2 separate regions of the Mus musculus genome follow, and region 2 is linked to region 1. The links are chromatin loops, found by intact Hi-C in ENCODE. Cell type or tissue: left cerebral cortex. All regions are shown on one strand. Each heading gives the region's core, and the rest is flanking DNA. Links, peaks and the distances in the headings are about the cores only. Region 1 has its middle 140 kb from the start of Gm26435. Region 2 has its middle 35 kb from the start of Gm26435.

Region 1 (4,400 bases), core at 170-4,169:
AGAGGACCTTTCACTTGAGGGCCTGTTTGTCTCCTCTGCTCATCATCGTATATATTCACATTGGAAATTCTCCCATGAGGAAAAATATACGAGCCTCATGACAGCCCATAATGGGGAGACACCTGGAACTGAAAGAACCTAGTGGGGAAACCCCCACTCAGCTCCCGATTTGGCGTGCACCCAAGAATCACGAATAGAACACAACACCTTGATGTAACAACATGAGGTATTTTAATGGCAGAGCTCCGGGTCGAAACGTATCTCACACAGGAGACAGTGGATTCGACCACGAGACTTGGAAGCTAGGGGTTTTTATAGAAAAGGAGTGGGGCTGGGGGAGGAATTGGCGCAGTTTCACATGATTGGTCCATTTAAACATCAGCAGCCTGTAACATTTAACTTAGGTCAGAGGGGTAGGAGATAGGGAGGCGATGGGCCTGCCCAGGCATGTTCTGGTCTGTTCTGCTATGTTCTCAGCCCCAGGTTTCAAAGCTCACAAACAACTCTTTGGGCTATTTGACATACATTACATGAAGCACAGGTCTCAAGTTTTATTTCCTTTCAGAACCAATGTAACCTCTTTGTTCTTTGTTTTAAGATAGATTAACCCAGAATTTCTCTTGTATTTCTTCTTACCTCTATTTTTAAAAACTCCTAAAAATGACATACTCATAGGAGGATTGTATTGTCAACAGCATCTCTCAGTTATGACAGAAAGGAAAAGATGGCTGTCCATTCCTCTCATGGCCACTTTTATCAGTTCCACATGGAAGCATGGAGACCAACGCTGGAAACTTTTACTTAGGTAAACTGAAAGGTTCAGACAACGCTCTAAAACTGTAATCTCTGCTCCCAGTACACCGTCTTTGGGACTCAGCAAACGTTTGAGTCTGTGGAAGAAAATTGAGTTTCTACAGTTCATAGATAGAAACTTTGACCTTCATGATCTAAGGAGACGAAGACCTTGCCAAAGGATTGCGACTGAAGCTGGACACCTTATCAGAGGTATCCATGTCCATATAAAGGTCTTGCTTTTCCATCACAGAGGTAGTGAAGCCCACAGTTGACTTGAGGATTGGCTCTTCTTTAGACACTGCACCTGCCAGAACCTTGATGGTGAACTTTCCAACCCCCAGATCTGTGAGGGATAAATTCCACTGTTTTATAAGCTACGTAGTCTAAGAGATTTTCTTATAGTAACCCAAACTTACTAAGACAAGTAGCTCACTTGGCTCATTCCATTCTCCAAGTAGGAAAACTAAGATAACAAGAGGCTGAGGGGAGTTTCCAATGACAGCCACCGCTACCATGCAAAAACAGGGACTAAATCCGACTGACTAAATCGCTTTGGCCAGTGTCCAGGGACCCTGTTGTTTGGGCACGTGTCCTGAACCACAGAGACAGCAGGCCCAGAGCAAGTGAAGGTGAAGCACTCCCCAGTGGTACTCAGCTCAGGGTCCCTAGAGACACTGTGCAATTTTCCTGAGTAGCTAAGAAACCATCTCATTCAGCATGTACTGGCGGTTCCAGCAAAAGTGCACCAGGCCTGGGAATTCCCTCCCCAGTGGGGGAATCGCACCTTACCAGCTGCTTCTAACACAGGATGCAATCACTGGCAGCAACATCCCTCCCACCTCCTGAAATAGTAAACATCTGCCGAAAGATGGCCCATTAGTAACACCCCCATGTTGCCAGGTGGCGGCTTGAATTTCTTCTAAGCTTTCAGCATCTTTCCACACCCCTGCAGCCTGTTGGAACATGCCCTGCTGACACAGCCCGTGGGCAGCCCTAAGCTTGCTCGCCTCTGCTCTTCTCAGCCCAAGGCACTTCCCCCTCCAGGAGCACAAACTCTGAGTTGTCACAGTGTTGTCAAACAGATGGGAGACAGCCTCAAACCTGCTGAGGCCTTTTCACAGGGACCAAGCTGTGTCACGAGGAGGATTTGTGGGAGTATAGCAGGGATGTGTAAGCTTCTTGGTGCTAGAGGTCACTTAGGAATCAGAAATTTTCTGTGTGTTTCCTGTTGTCATTGGTAGAGTGCCTTCTACCCTATAGCTCCCCTTACTCTTGAGGCTTCATTCCAGCCAGCATGGCAAGCAGCACGCTGACAGCAAAGAGGTTCCAACTAGCTGCCACTCCAGATGTCGTGAGCAGACTCACGTAGAAACCCTGTAGGATAGTTTCAGCTTGAATTCCTCAGTAGAGGGTTTTGTTCTATCGTGCAGCGAGACATACCCGTTTGCTCTGGTGTTTCCGTGTCAGAGGCAATTATGGAAGGGTTGCTGGGTTCTTGTAAGATCTCACAACTTGCAATCCCTATACAGTGCACAGTGAGTGACACAGTGGAGTATTGCAGAACCTGGTGAGACAGGGTTGGGAGAGGCAGGGACCCGTGAGGAGGAGCAGACGTGTAAGCCAGAAGGAAACTATAAAATGGGAGAACAGACAAGTTCAGTTTTTTCACAAAAAATCAGTGTTTTCACAAAGGTCCTACAGCCTGGATCTCCTTGCTCACATGTGGGAGGAGTTTGGGGATCTTACGGGAACAGGGATCTCTATCAGCTGTACAAGATTTTACGATCTGCTCAGCCAGTCACGAGCACCTTTGTCTGTCTGTGCCCTTGGAAAAGTCATTTCCCATACTGGCCTCCTGTTTTCCTTACTTTTAAAATGAGGACAAGCCTCTCAGAAGTACCAAAGATGTCACTGATGAAATATTCTACCCAAAGACCCAGAGCCACGCTATTCTTCATGGTGGGAGGGTATATCCTTGCTTAAGAGAACGTGTTTTTATATTTGTAAAAGACTTGTCAAAACCCAGTCTGCCACCAACTGGGGAGGATAAATGCCCCCATCTCTCTTTTTATTTATTTATTTTTCTTATAATTGACAACAAATTCATAAAACAAAGAGGCTTTTTTTTATTTCATTTTTTTGTCAATAAACTTGGCAATGGAAATAACAATTTGAACAGCAATTTCCCCCTGGTCTGAGCTGAAATTGGCTCTGGATGAATTGTTTTTCAGTTTTCACATGCAAATTGTCTCCATACCCTTGCTTCTACAGATAGCTGGGGGCCATTCCCAGTGACAACTTGTCTGTCCAAACCTTTGCTTCCTGGTGAGAGCAGCCATTTATATAGCAGAGCCTCTGATGCACTCTGCTCACTCAGATAGAATAGGCTAGTCTGTAAGGACTGGTAGGACTGTGGGTATCACATGACTCTAGGCAGAGGATGCTGGAAGCCTGCCAATGCAAGGTGGTACTAGGCCTAGAATAAAGATGCCTTGAGGCCAATTCAACCTTCTTCCAGTTGTACCATTGACCTTCCTCTTTCTCACTCCCAGATTTTCTGCTCAGACTTGAGCTAAATCCTGAGATGGCGGTCCAGGTTTAGGTCTCCTAGACTCTAGATCATTTTTAGGCCAAGGTCTTTTTTTTATTTTGTTACCATACTTTGTATATGCATGCACTCATTGAGTGCTGCATGGAATATGTATATACTGACAATTATTCTTTGCCTATCTAAAATATAAACATAACTGAGCTCCTATGTAAAGCATCTCCCGAGGATATTGACCTGTGACATTTGACCTGTGACATTTGACCTGTGACATTTGACCTGTGACATTTGACCACAAAAGCCTCTGCCTGCCCAGCAGTTCTGCTCCTCACTCCAAATACTATACATCCAATCAATTGCTCTTGTGCATTCTGATCAATTGTCTCCCGTGGTAGCAGCATTGAAAATTCAAGATGACCCCAGCTTTAGGGAGACATACCATATGGAAAGTCTAATCTTCGTTCTATCATGTGAAAGGTGGGTTATCTTGAGTTAAACTGTTAATTTATTTAAGCCCTGGTGTATTCATTTATAAAGTATGAACAAAAATATGTTCTACTTGAAAAAGATAATCCAAAGTATTATATAATGTTTGCAGAATCCTTAGTAAAGAACCTGGGATATGGCAATTATGATTGTCACTGTCATATGTTTCTATGTCTGTTACTTCAAACATAAAATCAGTCAAACCAACAGATACAAACATCTTCTAAGACATCATTGTACTTAACAATTGAACAACCATTAGATATATTATTATTCTATTTTAAAGAAGGTTAAGTACACTTACAGAACATGCTGCAATTAAATATCAAAGCGTAGAGCTTGAATACGAATGTTTTCAGCCTTATATCTGTGTTTCTAATTATATTTCAGTTATCCCGACCCTTGCTGCTCTTGGATTATTATCCTACTACAAGGTTGAGGGAAATAAAAAGTTATTTCCAAACCATAGTGTGGGATGCTATCTTTTCTCCTCAAAGTGGACTTTAGGAGTTCAAGGTCTGCCCTTACTTATCCTCGATCACAGGATATTCTTTAACTAGCTACAGGCTGT
Region 2 (4,400 bases), core at 150-4,149, 110 kb after region 1:
ACTGTTCTGCAAAAGCAGAGTGCTTGGGGGTGGGGAGAATAGATAAGAAAAGGATTTGGGGACAGGGCAGGGGGAGCTCAGGGTTTCCAGAGTAGTAAAAGGCTGGAAAGCTTCACAAAGTGGAGCCATGTGTTAATGTATCCAAATAATCTCTCAATAGAAAGAAAAATCCAAAGGAATTAGAGGGCAGCTCCCAAAAAAGCTATGGTGCATAGAGGCCATGCGTGCTTGGTTCATTCACACCCTGTCAGAGTCATACCAGTTATTAAGCTATTAATTGTTAGCTCTCAATCATTCTACACTTAGCCATGTGATGCCGGGACTGTGTACATACATATGAAACCGTCTTCTTGCTCTTCTGGATCCCATCTCCTCTGAGTCCCAAAAAGATGTGACCACTGAAGGGAGTGGAAGAAGGGGAATGTGTGGAACTGGCTTCTTCCCTATCCGTGTTGATACTTTCACAGATTCTCATCTTAGTAACATTAGGTGTCTCAGGTCTCAAGGATCCAGAACTCTGACCTTAGTGGAGCCTCAAAAGTAGAGTCCCCAGAGCTGCTCTAGTCAGAGGTCTAAAGCTCTTTCAACAGTGGTCTTCCTTCTAATTTCCTAAACTTAGGAGTTAAGGAGTCCCCTGCTCTTCAAAGGAATGGCTCCCTTTCCTGAAAGATATCTCCTCTGAGATTCTGAGCGCCAGCAGCAAGAGTAGACTGACTATGTGTATCTGTGCTTGTCAGTCAGTCAGTCAGTCAGTCAGTCTGTCTGTCTGTCTGTGTCTTTGTCTTTGTATTTGTCTCTGTCTCTCTCTATCTCTCTCTCCTTCTTCCCCCTACCCATCTTACTCTCCTCCCTCTCTCCCTCTCTCCCTCTCCCCCTTCCAGTCCCTTCCCCTACTACGTCAGAGCATTTCCCCACAGTACTTACCCCGAGTTTCCAGACTTACCCCTAACTCCTTCCTGGAGGCCCAGATTTTCAGGTAGGCAACTATTTCCTGTGGCTTTAATGCCTGTTATGCCTGGTTTTACCGTTTTTGTTTCTTCAACCCTATGCCCAAAGGCTGTAAGATCCACCCTATCCCCTGAGATTCACCAGGTATGGTCTCTGCCTCCACAGGAGAAAAAGTTCTTTGCAAAAGTGGTGTGGCAATGTGGTAAAGAAATGAGCACTGGGTGGAAATTCTGCTTCCAACCCAATCTTGATGTAATATTGTATTAAATAGTGAACACATCAAGCCAGTTTCATTACTCTGAATGGGTTTTAACTGCCATGCTTCCCAAAATGACTGAGCATCAGAATTACCTCGAGAACCTTCACAAAATGTCAAGAATCAGACCTTGCCCTAGACATACTGAATTAAAATTTCCCAAATATGGGTCCCAGAAGTCTGACTTTTTTACATTTTGTAGATAATTCTAGTGAGAAGCTATGTTTAGGAACCATTAGAATGACTTACAATTTAATATAGATAATGCATGTGACTGTCTAGTCTGCAATTTGCTGAAGCAGACACTGTTGGCAACATATGCCCCGCCCACTGTTTCTCTTGTCTGTTACTACTAATACATGCAGGTGGCCTCCTAATACAAGCTGCTGCAACTGCCTTTGGATATAAGAACCTGATTAACCATCACTATGCTTAGCCCAAGGGATCCAAGTCCTCATTGTCCACAGAAGCAACCCACTCATCACTGTATGGTGATGGTTTTCCTATCTCTTTTCCCTGTTTCATTCAAATACTCCTGCATCTCAGCCAAGTAAACTCACAAGCAAGTCCGGAGCTCAAGATCTACTTCCCCATGAGCAAGCTAAGACATACACATGCAGTCACTATGAGAGTGCCTTCTTTTTGGTACCCTACATTTTCAAATTCAGAAGATGAGAAATGACAACTATTACCACCCCCCCCCACACACACACACACACTACAAAGGTACTTTAGAAATCATAGCAGGTTTCTGCTTTGTCTCATCTAGTTTTCTTGACAACCTTGATGGCAGAAAATACTTATGTCCTACTTCTAAGGAAGAAATTTGAGGTCTTAATGGCTAAATGATTTACACAAAGGCATATGAAAAAAGAATAATGATAAACCTTAATTGCCATAGTTAGAGAGTCTTTAAAAATGTATGTCTGTGGTGATCTGAATAAAAAAATATCCTCATAGGCTCGGATATTTGAATGCTTGGTCTCCAGTGAGTGGCACTGTTTGGATAGGTCATTCTTCAACAGGTTACTTTTAGTCACACTCTTTTATCAGAGCAACAATGTCTGTTTCTGATACTTATCCCCCTACAAAGAAAGGAAGATCATATATCGTCTTACAAAAATGTGATAGATTATAAGATATTCATGGGCTTTAAGTATGTCTAAGGATCCCTGTGGGAACTGGATGCCTGCGTTCACAGATCATGTTAAGAAGCCCTGCATTTCTGACAGACTGTGCCTTCTCACCAGCCTTGTCTTCGTCCCACAATCTCACACAAAGCCACACACCATATCATAGGCTCCATTTTGATGGTTTTGTTGTTAGAACAACAGTAGACAGCCAAGCTCATCAACACCTGGTGCTGAGTAACATCAAAAGCAAGAGACAGAAAGCTCTTGTTCTCTCAGAGTCTCTCCGAGTCTTCACAAGTCAAGACTGACACAAGTCAAACTGCAAGGACAAAATCAAATCTAGGAATAAATTCATTCTGCACCAAATTGGGCATTCGGATACTTTTAATGAATAGGGTGTCATATGAATTTCATCTCAAAAAAAAAAACAAAAAACAAAAAAACCTCTCTTTGTTTTTACCACAACCATTCTCAAGGTACCTACATGATATTTAAGATCCAAAAGTCTGAGAGGACACTCTGATGGTGGCCATTTTACTTGGGGGTTTTGTTGTTTCTTTAATTTGTTTATACTTTTTATGGACATACTTTCATCAGGAAAGAACAGTCAGAAACCAGACCGTCTGCTCTAATTTTTGTCTCTAAAACTTATCAACATGGAGATCTTGGGAAAATGACTTAAATTTCATGTTGTACCTTGTTATGACCTGTTAAAAATAATAGTGATACCTGTTTTGTGGTACATTGTGGGAAATTAATGACTTAATATCCTATATAACACTAAGAATAGTGTCTCTATTGCTCCATCCTATCACAAGGAAACTTGCTCACCTATGTTCATAACAGCTTTATTCAAAATAGTCAGAAACTAGAAACAGCTTAGGTGTCCCTCAACCAAAGAATGGATAAAGAAAATGTGATACATTTACACAGTGGAGTAATACTCAGCTGTTTAAAAAAAAAAAGTGACATCATAAAATTTTCAGGCAAGTGGATGGAACTAGAAAAAATCATCCTGAGTGAGGTAACCCAGACCCCAAAAGACAAACATACTCATTTATAAGTAGATATCATCTGATAAGTAAGTAAAGGATAAACACACTACAATCCAGAGACCCAGAGAGGCTAAGTAACAAGGAGGGCTCTAGGGGGATGCATGAATCTCTTTGGGAAGAGGAAGTAGATTTTGCAAATTGACTGGTGGCAGATGAGTATGGGAGGAGAGGCAGGGATGAAGGGAGAAAATACAAGGAGTAGCAACTGGAATGGGGTGGGGACTTCCGAAACAATATGGAAACGTCCTGAACCCATTGAGGGTTACCCTAGTGAGGACTCCTAATAATGGAGGGTATGAAGCCTGAACTGGCCATCTTCTGCAACTAGGCAAGGCTCCCAGTGCTAGTACTGGAACACCAACCCAACCACAAAACCTCAGACCCACACCTGTCCTTCCCTCAAGATGTGCTTTGGTAATGGTGGATCAGAACTTTTGAGAGTAGCCATCCAGTGAGTGGTCTAACTTGAATTCAAACCACAAGATGGAGCCCATGCCCAACACTGCCTGGATGGCCAGGAACTAGAAGCTGGGTGGCTCAGAGACCTAGGATAGAACCAAACACTACTGAACATAAAAAAGTGAAATAATTTCTAATGATATTCTTCTATACTCATAGATAGGTGCCTAGACCAATCATCATCAGAAAGGCTTCCTCTGGCAGCTGATATGATCAGAAGTAGAGGCTCCCACCCAAATATTAAGTGAACCCAGGGAAACCCTGCAGAAGAGGGAGACAAAGGATTGTAGGAGTCAGGAATCAGGGTTACCAGGAGAACATGGCCCACAAAATCATCATAGCAGGGCTCATAGAGACTCACAAAGACTGAAGCAGCAAACACAGAATCTGCATGAGTCTGAGCTAGTTCCTCTGCATATATGGTGTGGTTGTTCAGCTTGGGGCGTTTGTGGAACTCCTAACAGTGGGAGCAGGGCAGTCTCTGACTCTTGGGAGAATCTATCTCAGACTCTTGCCTGCTCTAGGTGGCCTTTTTCTCCTACTGGATTG

The links. A loop is a pair of places that touch in the nucleus more often than their neighbours do. Peaks named below come from ENCODE experiments on the same cell type or tissue, not always from the same donor. Only the 100,000 strongest peaks of a DNase experiment are listed, where the experiment ranks them.
Region 2: a loop joins it to region 1, with 2.3 times the contacts of the local background. A loop is called at or near these places in 2 of 42 quality-filtered maps.

What each region holds. Positions count from the first base shown.
Region 1 is chr9:30,148,175-30,152,574 of GRCm38, forward strand. No RefSeq gene overlaps it. Among named protein-coding and RNA genes, the nearest start is that of Gm26435, 140 kb to the right of the region's middle. In left cerebral cortex, for the core only: no CTCF peak of the experiment used is centred there; DNase peaks (open chromatin) are centred at 1,711 and 2,109.
Region 2 is chr9:30,254,992-30,259,391 of GRCm38, forward strand. No RefSeq gene overlaps it. Among named protein-coding and RNA genes, the nearest start is that of Gm26435, 35 kb to the right of the region's middle. In left cerebral cortex, for the core only: no CTCF peak of the experiment used is centred there; no DNase peak of the experiment used is centred there.